Regions from separate parts of the Homo sapiens genome. Here region 1 is linked to region 2. A link is a loop called in an ENCODE intact Hi-C map of the cell type or tissue named here. Cell type or tissue: A673. All regions are shown on one strand. Links, peaks and the distances in the headings refer to the core of each region. The heading gives the core; the rest is flanking DNA. Region 1 overlaps ABCC4 (ATP binding cassette subfamily C member 4 (PEL blood group)). Region 2 overlaps LOC124903193 (a long non-coding RNA gene).

Region 1 (2,813 bases), core at 158-2,657, 190 kb after region 2:
CGTGCAGAAGAATAGCCACTTCCGAAAGGATTTGGGACTTGAATAAATTTGCTAAATGCCTACCCACCAGACATGCATGGTCAAGTCTCTCCAATCTATCCACGAGAAATTCAGACGAAGATTATAAATGTGCTGCTTAAACCCCTTTAGGATTCCTCCCAAATTGTAGCTGTTTTTACTTTACTTAACAGTATCAATTTTTGTCTACTAGTGTTGATGTCTGGGTTTGGACAAAAGTTCTTAGAGTTGGCAGTTTTTACGGTTGAGGTTCTATACTCTGAATTTAAAACCATTCCTCTCTTTATTTGTACCAACTGACTTTTGCTTTTTTAAAAGATAGATAATTCAAAGTACTGATTGTCCTTGTATGAGAAGAGGAAACCTCCTCATTTTGGTTTATCATGCTCTGGTAAACTATCCCTATCATGCTCTGGTAAACTATCCCTTCTCCCTGATACACACTTAATCCTCTCAATTGAAAATATTTAGAAGCTCTTTGTAAAAGTAATGAATTTGATTTGGTCTCCTAAATAATAAACTGCAAAATAACATTTTTTTGAGACAAGGTCTTACTGTGTCACCCGGGTTAGAGTGCAGTGGTGCAATCTTGGCTCACTGCAACCTCAGCCTCCGGTGCTCAAGGGATCCTCCTGCCTCATCCTCCTGAGTAGCTGGGACTATGGCACACACCATGCCTGGCTGATTTTTTTTTCTTTAAGAGATGGTTTCTCACTATGTTGCCCCAGCTTGTCTTGAACTCCTAGGCTCAAGTGATCCTCCCACCTCCATCTCCCAAAATGTTGGGATTACAGGCATGAACCAGTCCGTACCCTGCCTAAAACAACTTTTTTTTTTTTAACATTAGCAGTGATTGATAATTTTGTTAACATTTAGTATATGTAAAAACATGCATATACTCCTGAATCTTTTTATCATAGAATTTATAGATTGTTTAGGAACATTATTTCTGATACCCTAATGAGTACTTCATCCCTTCCTCCCTTTGTGCTGGATTGAATGCTGTGGTGGGTACCTCAGTGTTTATAGTAGAACTACTATGCTGTCCCTATTTTCCCAGGATGGGTAACACAAGCTGCAGGTGTAACACTGAGACTTTCACTTTGACCTATGAACATACACTTAATTTCATTATTCTTCAGTTTTTGGTTATTGTTAAATTAGAGCTCTTGGTTACAGGGTTGACCACCATTTGTAGAAGTTCATTTGCCAAGAGTGACTTTATAGTATAAAGTGCCTTCTGGCTGGCTGGGCATAACTGAGGTTCATGCTTTATCAAGTGAAAATGGAAAGATTAGTGGAGATTTCAAGTCATCCATTAGCCAAGGACTGGGCATGCCATGTACTCATGCTGCCACCTTGTGGAGGTTAATGAAATAGAATATTAAAACCAAGGGACAGAATGAAAATTTACAAATGGTTGAAAAGCTCCCATACTGAATATTATATTAAGAATATTGCCGGGCGCGGTGGCTCACGCCTGTAATCCCAGCACTTTGGGAGGCCGAGGCGGGCGGATCACGAGGTCAGGAGATCGAGACCACGGTGAAACCCCGTCTCTACTAAAAATACAAAAAATTAGCTGGGCGCAGTGGCAGGCGCCTGTAGTCCCAGCTACTCGGGAGGCTGAGGCAGGAGAATGGCGTGAACCCGGAAGGCGGAGCTTGCAGTGAGCGGAGATCGCGCCACAGCACTCCCGCCTGGGCGACAGAACGAGACTCCGTCTCAAAAAAAAAAAAAAAAAAAAAAAAAAAGAATATTGTTTTAAATGAGAACACATGGACACAGGGAGGGGAACATTACACATACGGGGCTTGTCGGTGGGTGGGGGGCAAGGGGAGGGAGAGCATTAGGACAAATACATAATGCATGCAGGGCTTAAAACCTAGATGACAGGTTGACAGGTGCAGCAAACCACCATGGCACATGTATACCTATGTAACAAACCTGCACGTTCTGCGCATGTATCCTAGAACTTAAAGTAAAAAATATATATATATTGTTTTAGTAAGTTAGCATGAGTTTTCATTTCAAGAAGCTTGTCTTGTCATTTTTACTATCTAAATTTTGTGGAAGTCTGGAGCTGTGTTCACATGAAAATCTGGTAAAAGGGAATGGGCCTTCCTTAAGTACTGAAGACTCCAAACTGTGTAAAACCCCACCAAAAAAATATGATTGTATGAAAAGGACTCTAGGATACAATATCTTAAAATAGGAAGGAGAAAGATTTGGGTTATGTTCATGTATCAATGACTGTTGTATTGTTTTCTTCTCTTTTTGAAGTGATTTGTGTGACTTTATTGAAATGGGCACATTTTATAAACTTTAATTTGTAGGCATCAGAGACCCCAACTCTACAAGGCCTTTCCTTTACTGTCAGACCTGGCGAATTGTTAGCTGTGGTCGGCCCCGTGGGAGCAGGGAAGGTGAGTTAGAATGGCTTTTGGCAGCTTGTTGCAACCCCACTTATCATATTAACTTCGTGGGTTTGAGCCCAAGGCTACGTGTAACACAATTTTGAACTGGGTACACTTGGCACGGCATTTCTCAGTGCATGGAACATTCGTTTTGCAAGAAGGGTCACATGACCAAATAAATGTGGACAATGCATATCATGTTTCCCTTGGTTCTTCAAGTTGAGCAATTGGGAACTCCTAGAAGTTGGACATCTCCATGAAAGAAATTATTTATGTGACCACTATGCAGGATGGATTGACTAAGAAAGTGGGAACTTCTTTTTGTCAGAGGGGACCCTAGATGCTACAAGACATCTGGAGGTTATGAAGGCTTGTCTG
Region 2 (2,813 bases), core at 12-2,511:
CCTTCACCTGTAATCCTAACACTTTGGGAGGTCAAGGCAGGAGGATTGCTTGAGTCCAGGAGTTTGAGACTAACGTAAGCAACATGGCGAGACCTTGTCTCTACAAAAAATTAAAAAATTAGCTGGGTATGATGATGTGTGCCTGTAGAGTCCCAGCTACTTGGGAGGCTGAGGTGGGAGGATCATCTGAGCCCAGAAATTTGAGTCTGTAGTGAGCCAAGATTGTGCCACTGCACTCCAGCCTGGGAGATAAAGTGAGACCTTGTCTCAAAAAAAGAAAAAAAAAGATGTAAAAAAACACAAAAATATTCAGGAGCAGGAAGCAAAACTTAGGACTACTAAATTTAACAGTGAGAGGAGCTATTCCAACTTGTACCACTTGATTCCTGGACCTGTATTCTGACTATGAGAGAAATATTATTTTGATTGCTGGTTCAAAGCACATGCCCCATCACATAGAACAGACTCCAACTAACGGGGTGTTTTCACCCTGGAAAAGGAGCCTAGTCTTCTCAGAAATGGGAGAGAAGCGTGATTCCACTTGCAATGGGTATTCAGGGCCTTTGGTGTTTCTCAAGATTTTTATATTCTTCCAAATCCACACAAATATCCCCAATTCTCAGCCAGCTGCAGTGGCTCACACTTGTAATCTCAACACTTTGAGAGGCGGAGGTGGGAGAATCGCTTAAGCCTAGGAGTTCTAGAGACCAGCTTGGGTAACACAGGGAGACTGTCTCTACAAAAAAAAAAAAAAAAGGAAAAAATGTTAAAAAAAAAAAATTGGCCAGGCGCTGTGGCTCACGTCTGTAATCCCAGCACTTTGGGAGGCCGAGGCGGGTGGATCATTTGAGGTCAGGAGTTTGAGACCAGCCTGACCAAGCTGGTAAAGTCTACTAAAAATACAAAAATTAGCTGGGCGTGGTGGCCCTCGCCTGTAATCCCAGTTACTTGGAAGGTTGAGACAAGAGAATCACTTGAACCAGGGAGACGGAGGTTGCAGTGAGCTGAGATCTCGCCACTGCACTCCAGCCTGAAAGAGCGAGACTCTGTCTCAAAAAAAAAAAAATTTCTCAAGGTCTCAGTTCTCAATTTATGCCCCAGTTTCCACATGAGAAAAAAGGGAGAAGCTGGCAGGAACCAGCAGGTGGCACCAAAGGAAACCTCTGGCTGCCCTCGCTGCTCATTAGCGTTAAGACACTCCCATCAGCCCATGACAGCTTACAAATGCCAGGGCAAGGACCCAAAAGTTACCGCCCTTTTCCTAGAAAGTTCTAAACAACGCTCTCCTCAATTTGCATTAACCCACTCCTTAATTTGCATATAGTCGAAAGTGGGCATAAATATAGTTCCCAACAGCCCGTACTCTGCAGAGGCTGGGGACACTGCCCATGAGTTATCCCTGCTCCACAAGGAACAAGACCATTCAATAAAAGATTGTCATCTGATACTACCGGCTTGCCCTTGAATTCTTTCCTGGAGGAAGCCAAGAACATTCCTAGGCTAAGCCCCAGTTTTGGGGGTTCCTTGTCCTGCATCAGCTTCTAAATCAGTTTATCATAATTCTGCAACCTCGGCCAGGCACAGCGGCTCACGCTTGTAATCCCAGCACTTTTGGGAGGCCGAGGAAGGTGGATCACCTGAGGTCAGGAGTTTGAGACCAGCCTAGCTAACATGCGAAACCCCATCTCTATTAAAACTACAAAAATTAGCTGGGTGTGGTGGCACGTGCCTGTAATCCCAGCTACTCAGGAAGCTGAGGCAGGAACCCAGGAGGCAGAGGTTGCAGTGAGCCCAGATTGTGCCATTACACTCCAGCCTGGGCGACAGAATGAGACTCTGTCTCAAAAATAAATAAATAAATAAAAATTTAAAAAAATTAATTCTGCAACCCAAACCACCAAAACTTGGGTCTTTATTAGTCCTATGGCTACCAGAAACCAGAGTTTGTTTGTTTGTTTGTTTTTGAGGTGGAATCTCGCACTGTCACCCAGGCTGGAGTGCAATGGCACCATCTCGGCTCACTGCAACCTCCGCCTCCCAGGTTCAAGCGACTCTCCTGCCTCAGCCTCCCGAGTAGCTGGGACTACAGGTGCCTGCCACCACACCCGGCTAATTTGTATTTTTTGTAGAGACGGGGTTTCACCATATTGGCCAGGCAGGTCTCGAACTCCTGACCTTGTCATCTGCCTGTCTCGGCTTCCCAAAATGCCAGGATTACAAGTGTGAGCCACTGCACCTGGCCGAACAAATTATTACTATTATTATTATTTTTTTTGAGATGGAGTTTCTCTCTGTTGCCCAGACTGGAGTGCAGTCATGCAATCTTAGCTCACTGCAGCCTCTGCCTCCCGGGTTCAAGAGACTCTTCTGCCTCTGCCTCCCGAGTAGCTGGGACTACAGGGGCATATCACCAAGCCTGGCTAATTTTTGTATTTTTTAGTAGAGATGGGGTTTCACCATGTTGGCCAGGGTGGTCTCGAACTCCTGACCTCAGGTGATCCACCTGCCTCGGCCTCCCAAAGTGCTGGGATTACAAGCATGAGTCACCGTGCCCGGCCGGTCATTTCTTTTTATACCATTCTGGTACCAAACACTGTATCAGTTAGTATCCAGTCCAGAAAAACCTGACGATATGTATTTCAAAAACCATTCTTCTGCACTGAATAATATTAAAATCCCAGGTTTCTTAAACACTGCAGCAGGCTGGTAGGAGAGTGTGTGTGAAGTTATTCCAAGAAGAGCAGGGCACACTGGACTTCTGGTTAATGGAATAGGTGGGTACTCCATTCTGGTTAACGGAGTAGTGTTTTGAT

The links. Hi-C counts contacts between places; a loop is a spot of excess contacts. Peaks named below come from ENCODE experiments on the same cell type or tissue, not always from the same donor. Only the 100,000 strongest peaks of a DNase experiment are listed, where the experiment ranks them.
Region 1: a loop joins it to region 2, with 9 times the contacts of the local background. A loop is called at or near these places in 88 of 110 quality-filtered maps.

The regions. Positions count from the first base shown.
Region 1 is chr13:95,188,084-95,190,896 of GRCh38, reverse strand. It overlaps ABCC4 (ATP binding cassette subfamily C member 4 (PEL blood group)), which reads left to right. Exons shown (of 31, transcript NM_005845.5): 10 at 2,355-2,444. Among named protein-coding and RNA genes, the nearest start is that of SNORD13G, 21 kb to the left of the region's middle. In A673, for the core only: a CTCF peak has its summit at 1,373 (motif pointing left); a DNase peak (open chromatin) is centred at 1,356.
Region 2 is chr13:95,379,213-95,382,025 of GRCh38, reverse strand. All of the region lies in intron 1 of LOC124903193 (a long non-coding RNA gene), which reads left to right. Among named protein-coding and RNA genes, the nearest start is that of ABCC4, 79 kb to the right of the region's middle. RefSeq lists an enhancer at 924-973 and a silencer at 1,254-1,303. In A673, for the core only: CTCF peaks have their summits at 953 and 1,152 (motif pointing right); a DNase peak (open chromatin) is centred at 1,175.